Regions from separate parts of the Mus musculus genome. Here regions 1 and 3 are each linked to region 2. A link is a loop called in an ENCODE intact Hi-C map of the cell type or tissue named here. Cell type or tissue: heart. All regions are shown on one strand.

Region 1 (8,000 bases), 170 kb after region 2:
TGACATGCAGTTCTCCCTTATTTTCTCCATCTTATTTTTTTGAGATTTTTTGAGATTCTGCTAGCCCGGCTGGCCAGGAAGCTCTACCTGTCTCCATCTCCCAGTGCTGGGTTAACAAATGCTGTCCCGACATTTCTGGCTTTTATGGCAAACACCTTACCAGCTGAGCCTTCTCCCTTGAAGGGTGAATCTGAAAGCTAGGCCTTGTGACAGAGGCCTGTGATCCCAGATACTCAGAGGCTGAGGAAGAAGGGTCAAATGGCAAGGCCTATCGGTGCAACTTAGCAAGAAGAAACAAACAAAAAAGGGCTGGGCAGATGGCTCAGTGGTTAAGTGCCACTGACAGCATCCATTCCAAAAGGTGAGACATACTCAGTTCACCCATGCTCAGTTCCGTTAGGCTCCTTTGAGAGTTACAGGAAATGAGATCATGCCTCACCACCTGTCATAATTTGGATATAAAATGTCCCCAGAGGCTCCTGTATTTGAATCCTTGGTCAGCTGGTAGCATTGTTTTGGGAGTTTGTGAGCCCTTTAGAAGGGGGACCTGCCTTGAGGAAATCAGTTTCTGGGGTGTGTGTGTGTGTGTGTGTATGTGTTGTGTATGTAGGGGTAGGTGGGTAGGGGTGAGTGTGTATGTCTGTGAGGTGTGTGGTATTATGTATGGTGTGTGTGTGTGTATGTGTTGTGTATGTAGGGGTAGGTGGGTAGGGGTGAGTGTGTATGTCTGTGAGGTATGTGGTATTATGTATGGTGTGTGTGTGTTTGTGTGTGTGTATATAGGGGTAGGTGGGTAGGTGCCTGAGGTTTAAAGCCTGACTTTTTTGTTCCCTAGCCTCATGTTCCCATGGCTACAGATTAGAGCCTGGTCCCCTGCTTCGGTGTATCTCCCTACCACATGACGGATGGACTCACCTGTTTCCCCTTCAGTTGTTTCTTGCTGGTCACAGCAATGAGAAAAGTAACAGATCATCTGTACTGAGAACATTGACCCACCCTCACCACGTCAATGGGAAATCATCACTGTTTGCCCCGAAGGACTTGTACTAATTGACAAAAATTGGTCCTCACTCTTTCTACAATTGATCTGTGAGGCTCATATATTTTTTTCCACTGAAAGAAAAACAATTTTCCTGTCCCTTAGTTCCAGAAAATTAGGCTTGTCTAAGCCAGGTGGTTTGTAAATAATAAATTGCATTATCTGCAAAAACATATTACAGCTTTATTTGGTATACTTTTCTGTGTACCCATAGACCGGGACATCTGTGACAATTTAATGAATATAGAGTGCAAGCCAAGGTTAGAAAGAAAGAAAGAAAGAAAGAAAGAAAGAAAGAAAGAAAGGATGAAAGAAAGGAAGGAAGGAAGGAAGGAAGGAAGAAAGAAAGAAAGAAAGAAAGAAAGAAAGAAAGAAAGAAAGAAAGAAAGAAAGAAAAGTGCTTTTAAAGCCAGGCCTGGAGGCAGGCCTGCAATTCTGGCTACTCAGTTGGCTTGAGGCACGTACATGGAAATCTCATGGCCTCTCTAGGCAACTTAGCAAGATTTAAAAAAGGGAGTTGGAGAGATGGCTCAGTGGTTAAGAACGCTTGCTGCCCTTGCAGAAGGGCCCAGTTCTCTCCTAACCACCCATAGCAGGCAGCCCCCAGCCTCCTATAACTCCAGTTCCAGGGGGATCTGATTCCTTTCTCTGTCATCTGCAGGCACTGCATGCACACACATATATGCATAAATAAAAATGTTTTTAAAATGAAACCATGAAGAGGGCCAGGGACATGGCTCAGTAGTAGAGTGCTTGTCTGACATGTGTGAGGCCCTAGGTTCAATTTCTACAACCACAAAAAATAAAGTAAATTCGTGAGACATACTTAGAGAATGGCTTCCATGAATTTGTGTACCTCTTCCCATTCTTTGTAATCCTGCAGGATTTCTGTTCTCTCTCTCTCTCTCTCTCTCTCTCTCTCTCTCTCTCTCTCTCTTTCTCTCTCCCCTTCTTTACCTCCCCTCATCTCCCCTTCTCTCAGCTAAACTTGAGGAGTAATTTGAAGTTTGATGGGAGGATAGAGTGTGAAAAGTAACCGAGAACAATGAGCCAAGCCAATGGGAATGTTCTGGAAAAGTCCAGAACGGTCCATGCTCCTTTTGGTCCTTGAGTCACACCCCGATGGACTCACTTTTCTGGAACTGTAAGTGATGAAGCCTTGTTCATTCCCAAAGTTGCCAGTTTTCCTGACTTATTACTAGTTTTCTTATTGTTTTTAAATCTAGCTGGATCTGAATTTTTCTATAGCTTGCTACAAAGGTTCTTCCTGTTTCAACTTGCAAACCCCTAACTAGGATGGGAAGTTTGAAGTTAAGGAGTGTAGGTAAGGAGCATGGGTATCATTATAAAGGCAATGCCTGCTCTAATAAGAAATAAACCGCAAGGCTAAAACAGAGGACAGTAGCTTATTCATCAATTAATCAACTCCTCATCCTGCTCATTACAGCAAACGCTAAAACAGATCACAGCACAGGGCAATGTGAACCTTTCTTTTTCATGAAAAACACCCATGTCTGATTTCACTCACTGAGAGAAAAAAATGTTTCCAAACATTGTGAGTAAAGTTTCTGAGCTAAAACAAATGGTGTGTGTGCCATTATAATCTTTGTAAACTTGTTTTTCTTCTACCAATTGAAAAGTTGATAGAAAAGCTCAAGTTTTTCTTTGTGACAGGCCCTGAAGTGCTCCGAATGACAGGCATGGTTTCTGCCCTTGATATCAGATATTTAAAATGTGAAATTTAAAAATAAGGCAGTTTATAACTAAAAAAAATGGCTATGTTCCATGATGTACACATTATCTGGGCCAATTGCAGCACAAAGGGACCTGAGGAAAGTCCCATGCATACCCAAAGCGCAGAGCGATGAAGAGCATAGAAAGGCAGCTTTGAGAAGCAAGTCGCACACAGTTCTCTGTTAGCTATGTGGAGAAAAGGGAGCTGGTGACATGGGAAGATGGCCTGTGAAGTTCCAGGGTCTTGGACTGGTTTATTGTTCTGTTGTCTCCGCCTTAAAAGTCTTCTCATTTCCCCTGGACTTTCATTTCTGGCTGACCCTACAGATCATGCAGTGGGTCTAGATGGAATCATGGATGCGAATGTTCTCATGTTACCAGAGAGGCCAGAGGAGATTTTGAAGATGTGATTAAGGATTTTGAGATCAGGAAATTGCCTGGGTTATCCGGGTGAGCACCATGCAATCGAAAGTCTTTATATGTAGGGACACAAGAGAGATAGGGTCAGAAAGCACAGACGACAAAAGCAGGCTATGCCACTGTGTCATGTGAGGTCCTGAATCTAGGAATTTGATTGGCCATAGAAGCTAGAAAAAGCAAGGAAACATTATTCTCTAGAATATTCCAAATGGATGCAGTTTGTTTTAGTTTTCTGGCTTCCAGAATGTAAGATAATACATTGGGGTTGTTTTCAATCACTACCCTTCTGGTCATTTGTTACATCAACAATGACAAATTGATACATACTACTGAATGTAAGTTTCCTATAACTCAGGAATATCGGTAAAGTTAGCGATTACCATTAATTGATCACTTATTTGCTAGGGACTACAGGAAGCTTATGTACATAACCTTACATAATCCCAGAACAATATTTGAGGTGTAATTAAGACCACAAAACCATCTAGAATGTGTTACATTTGGGATAGTCTATGTCCCTTTAAGCTTTTCTGTGCGTTTATCCCGATTCTTCGTTTTTCACTGTATAGACTGGGGTTTTCCTTCATCCTTTAAAATGTATTATAGATTTTCTGGTGTTGGTAGAGGAGTAGTGGAGACACCAAGCAATGATACTTCTGGGGCATGTGACATGAAGGAGGTGCTGAAGACTTCCTGACAAGATGCCAGGTGGTTTTAGGTAGCTGCAGAGGTGAGAAAAAAGGCAAAGAAAGCTCTTGGGAATAGCAAGTCAAAGATTCGGCCGGCCTGGCGAGAAAATCCTGGCCCCAGTAGGTCAAGCGGTGACAAAGAGCTATTGGCATAGTGCCTGAAGACCTGCGGGGATGGGGGTGGACAGTCTTGTTTCTCAGAGCGACGAAACAGAGGTTCCACCACCTCAGGCCAACCCCTAAAACAGCACCCACTCTCCCGCCTGCTCCTGGGTGTTTTGGAGGCCTCGTGGTCCCGCCTCATTGGCCGCCGCGGAGCCCCGCCTCAGGGAGGCAGAGCGACCTCCGAGCCTGTAGTTCTCCATTTTCAAGACCTTCCCACTGTGGGGGGGCCCCAAGGGGCTACAGGGACTACAACTCCCAGAAGGCTTTGCGCAGAGGGCGTGATCATAACTGAGGACGCCGGGGGCGGGGCCTCCTGGGATGAAGCGGGGGCGCGCAGCACTGGTACATCAGTCGCTGCTGCTGCGAACGGTAGAGTGTTCCTTGCCCGAGACCGGCGCTCAGACCCCGGGTCCTGGAGGCTCCCGGCTCCCAGGCACTGCCCCCTGCTGTCGTCGTCGCGGCGGGCCGTCGTTCCCCAGCCCCGATCGGCCGAGGCGACGGCAGCGGCCGAGGTCACCATGAGTCCGGGGTTCCGCCGGGCCGTTACTGGGCAGGGGGCGGCGGCCGCGGTGCAACTGCTTGTCACCCTGAGCTTCCTCTCAAGTCTGGTCAAGACTCAGGTAAGCCCGAGGACCAAAGGCAGGGGACGGGTCACGCCGGCGTCGCCGAGAGGCCGAGGTGCAGGTGCGAGTGGCCAGCCAGGGATTGAGAACCGCGCCGGCTAGTGCGGGAAACGTCTGTAAAGCGCGGCGGGCGCGGGGACACGACACGCGTGGTGATGGTTTACGGAAGAGGAAGATGGTGACGGCCAGTAAGCGCTAGCGGCTTTATCTTTGTGATGGTGACGGGGAGACACAAGTCTTGAGTGGTGAAGGTGTTGGGGACACAAACCTCTGACATCCTTCCCTCAGATGACAGGGAGGCAGACCCTCCATCCTCTTCCTGGGCTAGAGGGGGCATTACTTCATTTCCTTGAACTTGTGCTCTAGAGATAGCTATAGGCATTACCCGCTTTATAATTATCCACCTGTCCTACGTATGCAAAGTGGCATGCCAGGTGAGCCCAGTTATGACACTGGAGGGCCTAGGCCCCTACTGTGGGCTTCTTAAGTCTATAGTGAGGCTTGCTGGCTGGACAGTCCGGTAGACTTTGACGTTGCCTTGGTTAGGCAGGTATTACTGAAGTGTTCACTACATACTCGAAAGCCAAAGCACAGCCTCTTGCCTTGAAAAGAGATAGGTTAGCTCTGCCTCTTTTAGTGAGGAAGGTTTGAACAGGTTGCCAGATGCTGCTATATCTTGTCTGCACCTGCTGCAAAGTGCTAGCTCGAAGAGCCAAAACCGAAGAAAAACAAAAGTGTCTCAGATGGCCTGATAATGAGGGGCATGCAGTTTGAAGCAATTAACACTCATTGCTAAGAGAAAAAAAAATGATGGTAACTGTGAGAGTAACCGTGTAAACATGTTTTTCTGCCTTGTTCATGGTGTTATGGTGTCCAGCATGAAGTCCTAGAATACAAGAATATTCTGTTTGTGTCCATGTGTGAGTTCTCTTGAATGATTTGATAAAAATAAACAGCTAGGAACAGTGGCATACACCTGTAGCCTCAGCTCTCAGGGGTAAAAAACACAAACAGTAGGAAAAACAGTAGGATTGCCGCAGGTTGGACGCTGGCCTACATATTGAGATTCTGGGTTAGCCAGGACTACATAGCAAGACCCTCTCTCAAAAAACTAAACAATGAACCAGTCAGAGAAAAGAAGGAAGAAAGGGAAAGGAAAAGAAACCTTTTGTTAAACGTGGAGCTTGCTGAGTCCATCTGGAACTGAGCAAGGAATCAGAATTTTAAACAAGCCTTGTAAGTGTCTGTGATGCAATTGTTCTTTCCACTATACTTTAGTCAGGCTTGGCAAACACTATGATAGGATTCTGGGTGTATCTATCAGATTTAGAAAAAATAAATTTCCTAGGCTGTCAATAGCAAAGTTACTTTGTAGTTACTAGTTTGAGTGTTTGACTTGAGTGGAGCTTACATTTAGAACTTTTAAATAAAGTCTGATTTCTTGTTTTCTTGCTTGATATATGTCATTAATTAATTGTATACTTTTAAAATCACTAGTCTAGAAGCTTCACTTAAGGTTTCTCTAGCTACCAATAATCACATGTAATTAGTGGTTTATAATGTACCTGTAATTCTATTTGTTGATATATATTTGTAATATATATATCAACAATAAAATATTTGTGCATTTCAAAGTAACACCGTGCCTGTCTACAAAAGTATATTTTGTTCTTCTAAATACAGTTTTGATGTCATTTTTAGATAGCACTTTAACCTGTAACATGTTTAATTATATATTACCTCATTTTATTTGGTACATATCATGTGTAAGGCTGTGGTGGTTAAGTGAAGTTCAGAGAGCTTAATTGGCTTATTAAGTTACATAAACTGGGGCCCTAATGTAGCCCTTTATGCTCTACCCAGCATTAACAAATCAGCATACTTGCTTCAGTGGACAGAAAAACAGAGACCAGACAATCAGAAGGTGGAACATAGACAGTTCCTCTACTTCTCATGCATCCTAAACTTGGGGGACGGGGTGTGCAGGGGGAGAAAGAGTAAAAGTAAGAGGAAGAATTAGAATTGTTGAACAAACACCTCTGTTCACAAGAAATCAAAGTCATTTAAGGAAATAGGTACTTTGCCTTCTATATTGAAAGCAGGAAAATGTTTTTGACTATGTGAGAGGATGTTCATTTGTATATCTGATGCCCCATTTTCTTATAAATGAAATGCAAATATGGTTCATGGCATGCTAACATACAGTTTTCCTGTAAAAGGATATTTCTGTCAAATATATTTGAAACCCTTTAAAATGCCCATCTGAGGTGGCATGAAATCAAGGAACACAGAGCTCCCCACTAAATGGAGGTCAGAAATGTGGGACTCATTCCACTACCCGGAGGATTTGTTTCTTTTAAACCTGAAGACCAAGCTTTTAGTCTCACAGCTTCGTGGAGGTAGAATTGGTAAGAAATAACACCAGTGTCTTCCCTAAAAATGGAAAAATCATAAGAGACCCCCAAAGAGATACATTGTTAGTGTAAGTGTGAATGGAAAATGAGCCCCATTTTGTGGAAAAGGAAAAAAGTTACGAAGAAGGGGCTGAAAACTCGGCTGAGAAGCTGTGACTGTGAGCAGCCCCTCCCTCACGTGCCTTTTCAGGCTTACTCTGTATCACTCGTGCTAGGATGAGCTTTGGCTAGAAGTGGAATTCACAGCAAGCCCAGGTTACCAGAGAGAGCAAATATCCGTTCCTCCTAGAGAAGTGTGTTTTCAACTCAAGGACTTAAGAGATTTCAGAGATAGTGTCCAGTGGAGTAAACAGCTAGGAGCGTGCCAAAAAAAGTTATCACAAGCCACAAGGCACTAGGTACCTTGAATCAGATACAAATAGCCCCCGGCTTATGATGGTTGAATTTTTGGCTTACGATGGTTGGACTTTTTTTTTTTTCTTTAAATTACACAGGTGAGAAAGCTATATCTGCTTAGTAGAAACTACTTCGTAATTTGATACTTTTTTTTTTCTGTTATGCTAGTTCTGTAATTTCAGTGCTAGGAAGGGACAGTGAGCAACAGTTCACCATCAGCTATGCCAACACAAGCATAATAAACAACTCAGACTCCACAAGTTGTCTCCTGAGGTTCTGATCCATGCTGTATGGTAGGCTATGTGTCTCAATTGCATTTCCATTTGATATTTTTGTTTTAGTGGGTTTATTGGGAGGGGAGCAATTTCTCATGGAAAGTTGAGGAACACCTATAAGTGGAAACACTCAAGACAATACCTTAGGCTCTGAAATTTTTAAGTAGGTAATTTAATATCAGTTTTAGTGTACTTAAGAAAAGCATAGAAGTATTAAACATCTAAAAGAATAGCCAGAAGGTTAA
Region 2 (8,000 bases):
CATTGGCCCCAAAATGAACACGTTGATCAATGGAATCGAATTGAAGACCCAGACATAAATTCACACTCCGTGCATACCTGATTTTTGTTAAAGAAGCCAGAAATACACACTGGGGGGGGGGGAAGACAACATCTTCAACAAATGGTGCTTGTCAAAATGGATGGCTGTAAATAGATTCATACTTACCACCCTACACAAAACTCAACTCTAAGTGAATCAAAGACCTCAACATAAGGCCAGATACACCAAATCTGGGAGGAGAGAAGAAGGTGGGGAATAGTCTTGAACCCATGGTACAGGGATTCTGAACAGAGCACTGAAAGCAGCACAGGCACTAAGAAAAACAAGGAGACCACATGAAACCGAAATGCTTCTGTATGTCAAAGGACACTATCAATCTGAACAAAGCAGCAGGCTACAGACTGCAAAAGATTCTTACCAACTACACGTCTAATAGAGTGCTAATATCTAAATATATCTAAAATACATAAATAACTTAAAAAAAAACCTGAACATTAAGAAAACAACCCAGCCAGGAGATGGTGGTGCACGCCTTTAATCCCAGCATTCTGGAGGCAGAGGCAGGCAGATTTCTGAGTTCGAGGCCAGCCTGGTCTACAAAGTGAGTTCCAGGACAGCCAGGACTATACAGAGAAACCCTGTCTTGAAAAAACAAAACAAAACAAAACAAAACAAAACAAAACACCCACCCACACAAAAAACAAACAAACAAAAAAACAATTTAAAAATGGAGTACAGATCTAAAGAGAGAATTCTTAAAGTCATAAATATAAATGGTTGTTCTATCAAAAGCAATATAGATTCAACCCAATCTCCATCAAAATTCCAACATAATTCTTCACAGAACTTGAAAGAGGGAATTTTCAGCTTTAGAAACACTAAGAGACACTCAACATCCTTAGCCATCAGGGAAATGCAAATCAAAACTACTTTGAGATTGCATCTTACCCCAGTCAGAATGACCCAGATCAATAAAACAAGTGATAGCTCATGCTGGGGGGCGTGTGAAATAAGGGGGACCCTTATCCATTGCTGGTGGGAGTGTAAACTTGCACAACCAATATGGAAATCAGTGTGACAGCCCTCTAGAGAGCTGGGAATCGATCTATCTCCAAGATCGATTATAACCTTCTTGCGCATATACTCAAAGGACTTGATATCCTACTACAGAGACACTTGCTCAACTATGTTTATTGCTGATCTACTTATAATAGCCAGAAAAGGAAAACAGACTAGATTATTGTTTGATGTTGGTCATGGGTACCACAGTAGAGAGAGAAGCTCACCAAGATACTTAGCCTTAGCCAGGCAGTGGTGGCACACGCCTTTAATCCCAGCACTTGGGAGGCAGAGGCAGGCAGATTTCTGAGTTCAAGGCCAGAAAAATAAAAAGACGCTAAGCCTTCATTTTTCTGAAGGAGCAAAGGGATTCAGCCTTCTTAGAAAAGACTGACACCCAGCTAGCTCACTCCAGTTACTTTATTCAAACATCATACAAGGTGAATTGTGGCTGGAAAAAGCTCCAGTTACCGAAGTTATCTTGCCCTTGCTGCCCATGAGAACAGACAACCTATATAAATTTCAGTCCCTTTTGATCATGGCAATCCATAATCAAAAGTAAGAATTCCAGGTTTGCCAGGACTGTCTTCAGGACCAAGATTAGTGCTCTCATATAGCACCAAGTGCAGACCCTCCAGAGAGACAACAGTGCTTCAAGGTTCAAACAGTCTCAAAACAATTTCTCAGCCTCTACTGATTGACTCAAACATAAAGGCTTTGCTGAAACATTTCTCTCAAAGCCAGACTCAAAGGCTTTACCATACATTTTACTTAAAGCCAGACATAAAGACTACACTATACTTATCACTACACTAGATGCCTATCAATGAATGAATGAGATAAAGAAAATGTGACATATTTATACAATGGAACATTACTCAGTGGTTAAACAAATGAAACCGTGAAATTCTCAGGAACATCTATGGAACTAGAAAAAACAAATCATAACCCAGATCCCCAAAGACAAAAATGGTAAATAGTCACTTATATGTGGATGTTAACTGTTAATTTTTCAATAAGCAGACTACCATCTATACAAACATAGAGATTAGGTATAAAGTAAGGGGCTGGGGGAGGGTAGGTTGGCTCTCCCTAGGAAGGGGAAATAGAATAGACAGTTATGGAAGAATGTGGTGGGATGGGATTGCAACAGGAGGATCAGAGAGAGAGAGAGAGAGAGAGAGAGAGAAGAAAGGGGTGAGGGAGGAAATACAGGGAGAGACAGCTAAAACTAAGGGCCATTTGACGGGTTGTATGGAAACTTCTAAAATATAGACATATATGAAGGTGATCCAAGTGGAATTACCAAATCATGGGAAAATGGAGCCCCAATTGGATGTCTTTCGTTACCAAATGAAGTCTCCAGTCCCAGGAATGGGTTACATCGAATCAAGTTGTTAGCCAAAGGGGCCCCATAGGCATCTCCAGACAACCCAGGCTATTGCCAAAGCTGTTGATTGCTCTCCACAAACTGACTGTAAGGCCATATTGCTGCAGACAACATCTACACAATTCATCGAACGTGGAGAAGTCGAGCTGGTGCCTACAAACAGCCTTCACACCTACTGACTAGTGTTAATGGTCCTGGGAGGTGCACTGCATGCTTACTAGAGAGAAAGGTAAAGACCAATCTAGCTACCAAACCTTTGATCGATAACAGTGAGCTGCCTGCAAGCTATGCTGGTACAATGATGGCGCAAAGTTGAGGAGTAACCAATGAATACCTGGTTGGATTTAAGGGCCAGTCCATGAGATGGATTCCATGCCTTACACTGCTTAGTGGCCAAGAATCTGAGACCAGATAGGCTAGGGAACTAATATATATATTAGACAATAGTATATATATGAGACTTTTAAATACACACACACACACACACACACACACACACACACACACACACACACACACACACACAGCTCTTAAAGACATTCTGCTATACTCAGATCAGTATTTCTTGCTTAGCTGCTACCAGAGAAACTTCCTCCTGCAGCAGAAGAGAACAAATACAGAGAGCCACAGCTGGGTAATGTCTAGAGAATGAGAGACCTCAAATACTCAGTCGTAAATATGATGTTTCCATCTAATCCCCCCCCCCACTCCCTCAGGAAGGCAAAAAGGAGGCCAAAGGGGACGGTAGGAGAGGAGGACAAAAAGATAGAAAGAGCCAGTGGGGATGGAAGACACCAGGAAAGCAAGACCTTCCAAACACAGCAGAAGAGACTGTGGCAGCACGCACGCACAGGGCTTCCACAGGTCTGGAGCAGATGGGCTTTCAGCACTGAGAGAGGAAGGACACAAGCCCCTGTCCCTAACCCAGAGGTATCTCCCACTGACAATCACTCACAAATCAGTTTTCTACAGTGGAGCTAACTCACTGTGCAAACCTAAGGCTAGGTCCCAATTACCATATGGACAATGTAAGATGAGCTAACTTGAACTAACTCTGTAGCATTTTTGGACCTTTTTTGCCTCATAATTCTTTGTCAGGGCATCTTTTCCCCTCCTTATAGGTCCTTTGCGTATATATCTCCGTTTCTGGTTTTGCATTTTTATAAGCTTTCTGTGTGTATAAGCAGGTATGTCTCTTTCTATATGTGTTTCTTGAGCTTTTTCTTTGGCACTTTTTTCTTCTCTTTGTTTTGTCTTATTCTGATGTTTGTTTTTATTTTGCCTATCGCCTTCGTCGTCATCATCGTATGTTTGTACCCTAAATAAGAAAGAGAAAAAACGGTGTGGATTTGGGTGGAAGGGGAAGTGTTGGAGGATCTGGGAAGAGTTGTGGAACGAAACTGTAACCAGAATATGAAAACAAAAAAGTTTTGTGTATTTTTTGTTTTTGTTTTTTGTTTGTTTTTGAGACAAGGTTTCTCTGTGCAGCTCTGGATATTCTGAAACTCACTCCACAAATCAGGCTTGCCTCGAATTCAGATCTGACTGCCTCTGCCTCCCTCGAGCTGGAATTAAAGAAGTGAGCCGCCACCTCCCATCTTGAAAAAAGTTATTTTCACTTAAAAAAATTAAAATGTCATGTTTCTAATAATAATAATAACAGAATAAGAAAAACACCACTCCCTAGGACTGCAGACAAGGCAAAGGTGATAAGGTTGTCAGTAACTGCGTTCAGCGAGTGTTTACTACTTACAGAGCAACCAGATTGCACTGAGAACTACAACTCACGTTAGGTTTGTGCCCTCCTCGGGTAGCATTAGAATTAGAAACGCGGCTTCCCGCGCTTCAGCCCCTCGCAGGCTGGATAAGTATCTCGTGAATGACCGGTTCCTGCTACACACCCGTAAAGCTCCCAAAGGCGGTTGGGGAAAAAGAATCCCAGACCTAAGCCTGAAGGCACATAGCAACACTGAGCGAGGCGTCGGGTACCTAGAGAAGCGAGCTGTAGCACCAAGGAGCGGAGGGGCGGGACTTATAGGTGGCTTTCTGGAAAGAAGGGGGAGGTACTGTAGGCGTGGCTTAGCACATTTTCGTGAGGGTGGAGCTTAAAGGAGGGGCGTGGAATAAATGTGGTGTCTTGGAAAGAGGTGCGGATGGAAGGCGGAGCTTAACTGGATGAGCGAGCGGAGGGTGGGGCTTTGAGGTTCAGGCCCTTAGAGGGGAAAGTAGGCGGGGAATTAAATGGCTGGCCTGAATAGGCGGAACTTAGAGTCACGGAGGCGGGGCCGTTGTATTGCGTTTTCTACAAAGGTGTCCCTTTTCTCTTGCCGTAGTGAGAAGCCGGAAGTTCCTATGAGGCGTGCTTTAGAGTTCCGGGACAGTGCCGGCACCATGTGGGAGCTGATCTGAGGAGTTGTTAGCTGTCTAATCCTGCTGATATTCCGAGTTCAGGGTGAGGAGGAGCACGGTGCGGCTAGGCGCGGCCGTGACTTGGAACGGGTGGCCGGGTGGGCCGTGAGGTCGTGGTGCAGAGCTGGGGAAAGCTGGTGCTGCGGAGGCGTAGTTAACGCAATTGCTGTGGTGGGTCCTGGAGGGTCGGGGAAGCAAGTTTCTGTGTCCTCGAAAGGACTGAGCGCTGTATTGCCAGAGCATGAGCCCTGGCCTGCCATCTGTTAAGGCGCCTGACGTTTCCTAAAAACTTTTCACGCTGTTCGTTCTTAGCCGGTGTTTTGAGACATCCGCCTCCGTGCAAGATGACGTCCTTAGCCCAGCAGCTCCAGCGACTCGCCCTCCCTCAAACTGATCCCAGCCTCCTATCGAGACGTGAAGTTGCCTCTCTGTTATTTGACCCCAAGGAGGCGGCCACAATCGACAGGGACACCGCCTTTGCCATCGGTGAGCCACCTTTCACTTAGCAAAGCTCCCAGAGCATGATATCGGGGAGTTGGGGGGGGGGGAGGTTCTGTATTTTCTTGCCCCCCCCCCCGTTCGCTTCCCGAGCAGTACCTTGTTTTCTTGGTAAGGGGGTGGGAAACAGCAATACTGCTAGATGTGTGAATGTATTTATAAATAATGGTATCTGAAATTTCACAAACTAACTAATATGTAAAAAGGAAGAAAAGTAAAGAAACCGAGACAATGACTGTGGTGTGAGAGGAGACTTTCAGAACTAGATGTAGTTTTAATGACTAAAAAGAAGGGCTCGGGTGGAGTTCTTGTCATGAAGTACTTTCTTTTCTCCTAGTGAGTGGGGGTCAGATTTATCCTATATGTTAACAACTAAAGCCAGTGTTTGAGAGTGTCTAACACATGGTAACAGAGTTCATGAGCTTGGGGGTGAGGAGAACAGGAGAGTATCTGTTGGGTTTGCCTACAAAGAAGTTACACGTGACTCTCCTCCTAGGATGCACTGGCCTGGAGGAGCTTCTTGGGATTGACCCTGCCTTTGAACAGTTTGAAGCGCCATTGTTCAGCCAGCTGGCAAAAGGCTTGGAGCGCAGCGTCCAGACCAAAGCAGTGAACAAGCAGCTGGATGAAAACATTTCATCGTTCCTCCTTCACTTGTCTCCTTATTTCCTCCTCAAGCCAGCGCAGAAGTGTCTGGAATGGCTGATTCACAGGTAGCTAAACCTTCATTAGTTGCCAACACTTGGTAAGCTAGATTGCTTTCACAAATTTCAAAGGTTAACATGATGTTTAGAATGTCAAGTGAACATGCTCTTCTTGAATAGGGTGCCATTAGTTCCTGTCTAGTGTGTTTAGGGTTTAGGGGGTTTGTTTGTTTGTTTGTTTGTTTTTTGAGACATGGTCTCAGTGTGTATCTCTGGTTGACCTCAAACTCACAGAAATCTGCCACCTTCTTCCCCAAGTCTGAGAAGTATGTCATTGTCTTTGGCTAGTTTTGTTTTGGGGATAAGGTCTTATTATAGAGCTCTCGTTTGTTGTTATTGTTGTTTGTTTTGTTTGTGGAGAGAGAGTTTCTCTGTGTAGTCTCAGCTGTCTTAGAACTCAGTGTGTACACCACCCTTGCCTCACACCCAGAGATCCACCTGCCTCTTCCTCCCAAGTGCTGGGATTAGAGGCGATACCACACCTGGCTCAAGCTGGGTTTTGACTTACTTTTTTTTTTTTTTTGCCTGTCTGGCCTGGAACTTACTAAGTAGATCAGTTTGCCTCAGATTTATAAATCTGCCTCTTTTTGCCTCCCAGGTCCTCAGTAGTGTGGTTATAAGTGTGTGCTACCAGACCAGCCTTAACTGCATCAGTACTCAGGAGCTGATGCAGCTTCACATTGCAGATCCGTTAACATGGGGGCAAAACGTACAGTTCCTTCTTACCTCGCTAGGTGTAAAGAATGTCTTTTAAAATATCAACCCAAATCACGTGGTATTAGTGATGTGCGCGTTAAGCATTTATGTACCAGGCCTTGTACTCTAAGCACTATACGTGCTAGGAACCAAACTCTGACCTCTGCGAGAGCAACAAATCCTGTAGATGGCTGAGCCATCACTACAGCCCTTCTTCATGTAACCTTTATTCAGCAAATGTTAAAGTGATAAAAAAATATATATATATCTGTAGGTTTTCCTTGGTTGCTATCTTTTAAATAAATACCTAAATAAAGTTTTACACAAGATTTAGAGAGGTAGCTATGCCAGGGTTTGTTGAGGAAAGCTTCATTCAAGTAGTGTTTTAGTTAATACCAAAGCTTGTATAAAGTAGATAGAAGGCAAGGTCTGCTACTATTAAAGTCCATGTAGGGGTTTAAGAGATTGCTCGTGGTGAAGAGTGCTTAGTGTTCTTGAAGAGGGCCTGGGTTGGGTTCTCAGTACTCACGTCAGAGCCACTTAGAGCTATCTGTAAAACTCCAGGTCCAAGTGCCCTCTGACCTTTGTGGGCAAGGGTATGCATGTGCTGCACAGGCTCACGTGGGCAATAATACATGGTGTTTTTTAAGTGCATGCAAGAGAATAGGAGAATCTTTAAACATTTTTAATGTAGAGAGACTGACAAAAAATTTTTTCAAGTTCATATACAAATTATATATGTTGTCATCTTTTCCTTTTCCATTAATTTATTTGTCATTTTCTATCTGAATAAATTAATGTGATCTTATTAATTTTTTTTTCTTTTTTGCTGGCTATGGTGCCTCATATCTTTAGTTCCAGTGCTTGGGATCAGAGGCAGGCGGAGCTCTGAGTTCAAGGCCAGACTGATCTTTAAAGCATGTTCCAGAGCATCAGGGCTACATAGAGAAACCCTGTCTTGAAAAACAACAATCCCTCCAACCCCCAACTGTCCCCCACCCCCTCCCAAAAAAACCTGGTTTTGGAAACATAGCTAAGAAAAGCTGTAGACAGTGACTGTAGCACAGAGAAGCTCAGTGAAGCTCAGTGTTTATTGTCTTGTTAGCCTGCTAGCTTTCTGTGACTTAGTGGTGACTACACAGTTTCATTAAAGTTGAAAGAAAGTGAATAGGGTATAAATTTTGATACTGAACATTCAAAATGTTACTGCCTCCAAATTGATT
Region 3 (8,000 bases), 65 kb after region 2:
CTTACAGCAATGATATAAAAGATTCCTGTAGCCAGCTAGGCATGGTGGTGATGCCTTTAATCCCAGTACTCGGGAGGCAGAGGCAGACAGATCTCTGTGAGTTTGAGACCATCCTGTCTAAGGAGTGAGTTCCAGGACAGCTGGGGCTATGTAGAGACCCAGTCTCAAAACAAAACAAAACATTCCAGGAGCCTTCACCCTATCACTCCTTCTTCTCACACCCCAGCAGGGCTGTCAGTGAAGCAATGAGGCCTCAGAGCATCAAAATGTCCTCTCCAGTCACGGAGAGACAGCTGGCCTTCCACCCCACACAGTAATCTTACCTTTCTGAATCTTTAGGGACATGCCCACGGATTACAATCAGAGAGCCAGGCTTCAATTGCTCAGTAATGGTGCCAACATAGGGGATTATCTAAGGGAATGACATGTTAGAAATATATTTCCATAAGCAAATGCAGTGACAAATGTGGACTAATAAGATATGACCTTGAACTTCTGACTCTCCCGCCTCTCTGCCTCCTAAGTACTGATTAGAGTCAGTCACCGTGCCCAATTCTCAACTCATACGTAAAGAGCCAACTGGAGACGAGGAGAAAGGTACTGATGGAGATGAAGCAAGCGTGAGGCAGAGAGCCTCCCTGGAGAGGCTGACTCCTGGTTGAGGCCTTCACTGGGGTCTCCAAGAAGGCTCTTATCGCCCTAAACAACAGGACAACGCCTGAGCTTCCCTTCTAGGTGCCTGGAGTGCTCCTGTATGTGAAGCAGGCAGCCCCTCTGTGACCAGCTCCACATTACTGTCACTGTGGAGGATCTCAAAGGCCCTGAAGCATGTGCTGGATTCTGCTGGACTCTGCCCTGGCATTTCTTCCTCAGGCAGAGTTGCTCTCTGCCCTTTGGCTGCAATAACTCAGCAGCTAGGAGCCGGTACCGCCCTGTGTGGTGACTCTCAGGTGGGGCCTCAGGGAACTGGTTCCAGAAGGAGCCATCCCTCAGCTCCAGCTGGGGGTAATGCTGATGAGATGCTGATGCGTGGTTTGTGAGAATAAGACTGACGCAGACTCGTGTCTACTAGCTTCTTGGCCTGCTGGATATCAAAGGGGCTTAAGTTCCCACAAGTTGGGTGTGGAAGCTCAAGTTGCCCTTGGAAGCTGAGGCAAAAAGACTGATGTAAGCCGGAGGCTAACCTCAGCTACGAAGTCAGGTGCCCAGGTTATCTCAACAGAACAAAACCAAGAGTTCCTGGAAAACAACTACTACAAAACCCACGGGAAGACAAGGACAATGAAGAGCCCACAGATGCCACTCCACAGCACTCCTGGTACCGAGTGACGGCGACGTCTTCAAACTACTCACTCAATCTGAATGAAAAGTGACTCTGGCTTTTAATTTTTCAAATTATTTCAGTGGAACGAATGAAAGAAATATACTAAGTAGAAAAGTAAAAAAAAAAAAAAAGATACCACCAGTTACAGTGTGTACTTCATCTGTACCAAGAAGTGTTTACATGGACAGAGCTTTCGCCAGTCTGGACTGAGAACATTAAAACCTTCATGAGGTCAAATGAATGGGAAGCAGCTCCTGTCTTCCACCAAGTCCAGAAAAAGAAAACACACACACACACACTCACCACATACATATACACATGCATGCACTCTCTCCTACACATACATGCATGGATACACACACACACACACACACACACACACACACACCAAACACACACTCACCACATACATATACACATGCATGCACTCTCTCCTACACATACATGCATGGATACACACACACACCACATAAGCCTAGTCTTGTTTTTTCCAGTCCACAACCTTGAAACCTTGAGATGTTTTTAGCTACAACATACAGCAAATCACTTTAAATGTCTTTACTGATGTCAGATTTTGTAAACCGTTTTTAAACCCACTGTGACATAAGGCTATTTCTCCCCAAAATTCAGTTTGCTTGACATGGTTGTTAAACCTTTCTTTCACTGTGGTACTGGAAGTTATGGAGGGAAATCACAGCTAGGTTGTCAACAGGCGCAGCCAGTTCACTGACTTTCACCAATTCTACTGCCCAAGAGTCTCCTAGGGGCGTCACCAAAAACCAGTGGCCCTATGTCAGGTCTCTAACAACAGTGGTGGCAAAAGGAAACCTGGCACATCTAGAGAGGCTAGCCAGCACAGAAAACCAGAAAGCTCTTGACAGCTTTCCAGAAGGCCAGGATGTTGACTGCGTTTTCTAGCAGTCAGTCAGACTCCCACCAGCAGCCTAAACTGGACAACATGGTTTGCTCAGCTCTCTTGCCTCTGGCTCTCCACATTTCCTCTGCTACACTTCCAAGCAGTGTTGGGAAAACAGAGCAGAAGTCTGAGACATTAACTTCTTGTGTACAGTTCTCATTTCAAAAACACCACAAAAAGCCAGGTGTGGAGGAGCACACCAGTCTATAATCCCAGTACTGGGGTTTCAGGCAAGTGGATTTCAAGTTTGAGGTCAGACTGGACAACATGGCAATGCCACATCTTAAAACAAGCAAGCAGCCAGGCAGGGGGAGGGCACATACCTTTAATCCCAGCACTCGGGAGGCAGAGGCAGGCGGATTTCTGAGTTCGAGGCCAGCCTGGTCTACAAAGTGAGTTCCAGGACAGCCAGAGCTACACAGAGAAAACCAACCAACCAAACAAACAATCAGAAAAAACTGACAAGTGAATGGACAGTGAGTGGTGGGTGGACGGACAGTGCGGCCTAGTGCTATCATCCACCCAAATCATGAAGTCATAGGTGCTAGCGTCTATACAACAGATGGGCAGACAGACAGACAGACAGGGGAAGGAAGGAAGCCAGTACCATAGCTCAGCAGGTAAAGGTGCCTCCTGCCAAATCTGATCACCTGAGTTCAACTTCCAGACCCAAATGGTAGAATATAATTTCCCAAGAGTTGTCCCCAGACCTTCCCTTCATGTGTGTGTTGTAGCGTCAAGGTTTATGCATACATGTGTGTGTGTGTGTGTGTGTGTGTGTGTGTGTGCTAACTGAACTGTGTGTTCATGCCTGGCCCCAGTGATAATTACAACTTGAGTGTATTTCCTGTCAATCCTACCACAGGCAAAAAAAAAAAAAAAAAAAAAAAAAAAAAAGGTAAAAATCTGTTACCGGGTTATAGATGATATTTTGTAGGTTATTTAAGGACAACATTTTTCTTTTTCAACTTATTGATATTGTTGATTGGAGTCTCTCTTCCGTATACACACTTTACCCACTCTTCATTTAAGGATTACTCAAAGTAAAAACTTGTCCTGTGTAAAAACAATATAGAAAAACAGCCATGCGTGATTTTTCTCTACATCAAACTTTTCTATGTAAATTATATTACTTTACGGATAGTTACCAAATAAGTGTTAGTATAACCAAAGTCCTACCATATAGTCTTCATAACATACTTAGAAATGAAATAATTTTTTTTTTCTGAGACAGGGTTTCTCTATGTAGCCCTGGCTATCCTGGAACTCACTCTGTAGACCAGGCTGGCCTTGAACTCAGAAATTTGCCTGCCTCTGCATTCCAAGCGCTGGGATTAAAGGCATGTGCCACCATGCCTGGCCTTAAATGAAATAATTTTAAGTGATCAGTGCAGGAATTATTTAAAAAATATGTAAGGAGGAAATTACATGAAGTTTCCTGTTAAAAATACTAAAACTGTAAGTGTGGTGGCACAATACCTGTGATCGAAGCCACTTGTGAGCAAGCCTGCGACAGGAAGAACAATTGGACCCTAGCCTAGGTGAGTTAGATCCCGTGTGGCAGGCAGTTCACATAAGAATGGCTCCCATAGGTTCATAGGTTTGAATGCTTAATCACCAAAGAGTGGAACTATTTAAAAGGATTAAGAGGTATAGCCCAAGCCAGGCCCAGTGCCTCTCCCTTCCTGCGGCCTGGGAATCCGGATGTAGAACTTTCAGCTGCTTCTCCAGCACCACGTCTGCCTGCATGCCACGTGCTTTCTAGTCATGGTGACAATGGACTTGAACCTCTCAGACTATAAGCAAGCCCCAGTTAAACGCGTTCCTTTTAAAGAGTTGCTATGGTCATGGTGTCTCTTCACAGCAGGAGAATAGAGACTAAGGCATCCTGTCTCAAGATAATGTTTAAGGGCTGAATAGAGAGCTTGCCTAGTGTGATGAGGCCCTGGGTTCTGTGCCAGCACTGCAAAACCAAACAAATCAAAAGCAGTAAATACAAATAAAATACAAGCTAGGAAATAACACAAAACCAAGACACAAATATCACTCAAGCAGTGCTTTGAAACCAGGACAATATTCATTTAACTTTTCCTATTAGTAAAACAAGTAGGAATCACATCATAGGATTGCCCTGAGGATTGTACTAGTTTAAATAGCAGAAAACAGCTCTGTATGTGTTAGCTATTATTGCTAGAAAACATTGCTCTTCTTCAACCAGCCAAATTAAGTAAGTTGAGGGTGGGGTGGGGGTGGCAGAGTTACTCCGGGGAATACCAAATGCAATGTTTTGCATCAGCCCGGTTTTGAAAGATAAGAGCGCCCCCTCGGCACTGCGCCCTGCCCACTGAATCATTTACTACCTCTAGTCCTGATGACTCAAACCAGAACCAAGCCAGAAAATGAAACTAGAGTTTCCTGTCTTTTACTTCCTACAGTTCCGCCAGGCTGTAGACAATAGGCACTCGCCAAATCTCTTATTTTACCGGAGAAAAGAAAATTGCATCTCTCTTGGTTACACCCCTAAAAACCACCCTAGACCCCTACCTAGTATCTGTCACTAACTCATTTTATTCAAATCCTCTGAGCCTTTAATTCTGTTCTGTGCAATCCAGGAAGCACGAACTAGAGCAAAAAGGAGACAAGGAATTGCCATCACCACATCCATAATTGATATCTTTCCCGGAGAGAGATCAAGATGGCCTAGGTTGGCATTAAATAACTACTCTCCGAAGTCTCCAGACACGTATCACCGTCAGTCACAACAAGCCGTGGCTTAGGTTTAGGACGATTCCCAAACCCAGAGAAATTGCGTTTCCCCGTGTTTAACGTTGGGATAGAATGACGCAGCATGCTAAAGTGCGTGTCTGGAATAACGGAGTGTGACACAGCTGTCAACTGTCCCTGGGCCTGTCATTCTTGGGGATCCAGGTGATGCTCGCCCTTTCCCTGGCAGGTGAGCCGCCGAGCGGAGAGCCCTCACCGCAGCAGTCAGCGTTGTCCCGACACTACGGTCCCAGTACAAGCCTCAACCCACGATCGCTCCCGGTGTCCGGTGCCCCGTGCATGTGTCACGGAGGAGACGGCGGGATGCCGTGTCCACACTCGGATTCCGGTCCGGGAACAGTGGTATCCCGATGTCCCTGAGCCCGCAGTCGCCAGGACTCACCCCGGTGGTAGTAAGCGCTTTGCTCCGACTTGTGTCCCCTGACGGACGCCGTCCGGTTCCCGGAGCCGCCACAGGCAGAGGGCGGGGTCAGCCCGCGGCCGTTTCCGCGAGAACGACTGCAGGGGCGGGGCGTCCGAGTGCTGCGAGCTGGGGCTGTTGGGCTCTTAATGTCACACACGCAGACCTATGGCTGGCTGTGGGAGTGGCTGGCTGGGGTTGGGGTGTGGCTCACCTCACGTGCTGGAAGCCCCCAGGTTGATTTCCACCCAGCTCTGCACAAATCGGTCGGGGTGCACCCCTGTAGTTCCAGCCCTGCGAGGTGGAGGCAGGAGGACCACAAGTTCAATGTCATACTGGAGAACTTAAGGAATTCGGGGTCACTCTGGGACAGATACCTGATCTCAAGGGTGTTAAAAATACACTTAAAGAATAATCGTGGGGGGTGTGGCCGGGGTACTCCTGGGTTTGCCTCCTTTGCAGCCTTGGGTCAGAACTGAACAATGTTGTGAGCCAATCAGATTTAGCAGCCACTCATTGCCAATAACTAGCCTTGTGTGTGGAGGAATTCGTTCTTCTTTGTCCCTGCAAGAAACCCCATCCTGTGAGCAGTAGCCAGAACATGTCAACACTGGGTGATTGGCCGCTTATTCTGTGCTGGAGTTTACTACAGGGAACGCTTCCTTAGGAAACAGTTTAGACACTGATGCTCAGTTCTGAGCAGAGTAGATGGTCAATAAGCACTGAGCTGCATAGTCAGGGCGCTGCACTGCTGACGGTTTGCCCCGTATTTGTACGAACAAACTTAAATAAAACTGTAGGGCGCTGAGAATGGCTGACTGAGCTACCTAGTTTTGATGTCCTAATGGCCTCAAGGTTATGTTCTTTTCTAGATATTAGCCATGTTTGTTTTTAAAGGACATGTTTGACATAGCCATTTGGTCTTTTTCTCTGGCTGTGTGTTTTATTTTGTTTTGAACTTGTATTTTATTTTTTTAAAGCCTCTTAGCAGCAACCTCGTGTTCTGATTCGTTACTTTTTCTCCTTCCTCATGTCCATTTTCTAATTTTGATTAACTCCTCAAGATTCTACTTTAATAGCTGGAGTTAACCCTTGATGTATGTTGTCTTAGCTCTGTTGTTATTACTAGGTGTGGTAGGCTTCTCACTACACTTTCTGGGGTTTGTAAGAGATAGGGTGTGGAGAGCTTTTGGAGCCCGTTTCTAGAAACTTTGCAGGAATTAAACATTGGGCCAGGACACAGAAGTAAGCTCAGGCAGGAATATCGTTTTGGGCTAGAGCAAAGAAGTAGGCTTCAGTCAAGAATGTGACTTTGGGCTAGGAGAGGGAAGTAGGCTCAGATATCTTGGTCATCTTGATAAGCCCCTGCCTGGAAACATTGATCACAGGACTTTGTTCCTTGACTGTTTGTGTTTATAGTCCTGCTTGTCCTTGACCCAGAACTGATATTATTTTGCATGTACTTAAACTGGTATCAAAGCAGACTGGAAAAACATTATAAGCCTGACTCAGCCTCAGAACTCGCTGGGGTCATGCCACAGTGTTGTCTTGTTGTCTTTTTTCTTTTTAATTCCGACTCCCTCCCTGGAGAACCTGTTGACTGACGGAGCTGGCTTGGTCAATAGGGAATCTGCCATACACATTCCCAACCCTACTGTAATGCCTCTAAAGAAGGGCTCCCCAGGCTTCGGTTGAGTGCTACATTATTCAAAATGAAGAGCAGTTGAGTTATCTTCAGTTTTGCCTGAGTTGACCCCTTCTTTACAGAGTTAAAATAATAAATTCACCTCAGAGCTGGATGCATTCCAAGGTGTGGGAATAGCTAGTACAAAATCCCGGAGCTGCTGAGAGCAACTGTGTGCTCTGAAAATAAAGATCAGCATGCTGAGGCTGATGGGTGGGAGGAAGAGGGGATGACAGCTTGGAAGTGAGGTCCTTTAGGAGTGCAGATAGGAGGAGGAAACAGACTTGGCCAGAGCCTGGGAGAAAAGTCAGGAAAAGAGAGGGGGATTAAGGGAGAGAGAGAGAGAGAGAGAGAGAGAGAGAGAGAGAGAGACTTTAGAGACCGACCTGCTGGGAATGGCTATGGGTATCCAAAACAGAGAACATCCAGGTTTCTGAATGCTCTGAGGGGTCAAAGAGCAGGAACAGGATCAATGCGTGTTGTGTAGCTGCCGGGCTCACTGGAAACTGACTTTAAAGAAGTGTAGAAATGAGAGCTGGAGAAGCCCTGTGAAGAGGGCTCATAAACTCGCAAAACACTTAGCTGGGAAGAATTGAGAATCGAGCAAGTGGAAGAGTAAGGAAAGCTTTTCACTGGGGCTGGAGAGATGCCCACCCTTGCATAAGTGTTTCTGCTCTGACTTCATATGTTTCAATGGAGAATCAGTTTGGAATATTCTGTCCAGTTTTTTAAAAGGCTATTCATAGGCTGGGCAGTGATGTCCTTCAATCCCAGTACTCAGAAGACAGAGGGAGGTGAATCTCTTTGAGTTTGGGGACAGCCTGGTCTATAGAGGGAGTTTCAGGACAGCCAAGGCTACACAGAGAAACTCTGTCTCAAAAAACCAAAATCA

What was found. A loop is a pair of places that touch in the nucleus more often than their neighbours do. Peaks named below come from ENCODE experiments on the same cell type or tissue, not always from the same donor. Only the 100,000 strongest peaks of a DNase experiment are listed, where the experiment ranks them.
Region 1: a loop joins it to region 2, with 9 times the contacts of the local background. A loop is called at or near these places in 3 of 42 quality-filtered maps.
Region 3: a loop joins it to region 2, with 4 times the contacts of the local background. A loop is called at or near these places in 5 of 42 quality-filtered maps.

The regions. Positions count from the first base shown.
Region 1 is chr13:12,561,512-12,569,511 of GRCm38, forward strand. It overlaps Ero1b (endoplasmic reticulum oxidoreductase 1 beta), which reads left to right and starts at 4,372. Exons shown (of 16, transcript NM_026184.2): 1 at 4,372-4,667. The coding sequence starts at 4,566. In heart, a CTCF peak has its summit at 4,475 (motif pointing left); a DNase peak (open chromatin) is centred at 4,290; H3K4me3 peaks cover 1,638 bases; H3K27ac peaks cover 1,116 bases; H3K27me3 peaks cover 293 bases.
Region 2 is chr13:12,390,549-12,398,548 of GRCm38, forward strand. Heatr1 (HEAT repeat containing 1) reads left to right here and starts at 4,827. Exons shown (of 45, transcript NM_144835.4): 1 at 4,827-4,922; 2 at 5,192-5,365; 3 at 5,874-6,090. The coding sequence starts at 5,224. In heart, no CTCF peak of the experiment used is centred here; a DNase peak (open chromatin) is centred at 4,673; H3K4me3 peaks cover 2,245 bases; H3K27ac peaks cover 1,304 bases.
Region 3 is chr13:12,456,021-12,464,020 of GRCm38, forward strand. Lgals8 (lectin, galactose binding, soluble 8) reads right to left here and starts at 5,718. Exons shown (of 10, transcript NM_001199043.1): 1 at 5,221-5,718; 2 at 3,154-3,296; 3 at 324-412. The coding sequence starts at 3,195. In heart, a CTCF peak has its summit at 4,581; DNase peaks (open chromatin) are centred at 4,571 and 5,491; H3K4me3 peaks cover 2,213 bases; H3K27ac peaks cover 1,895 bases.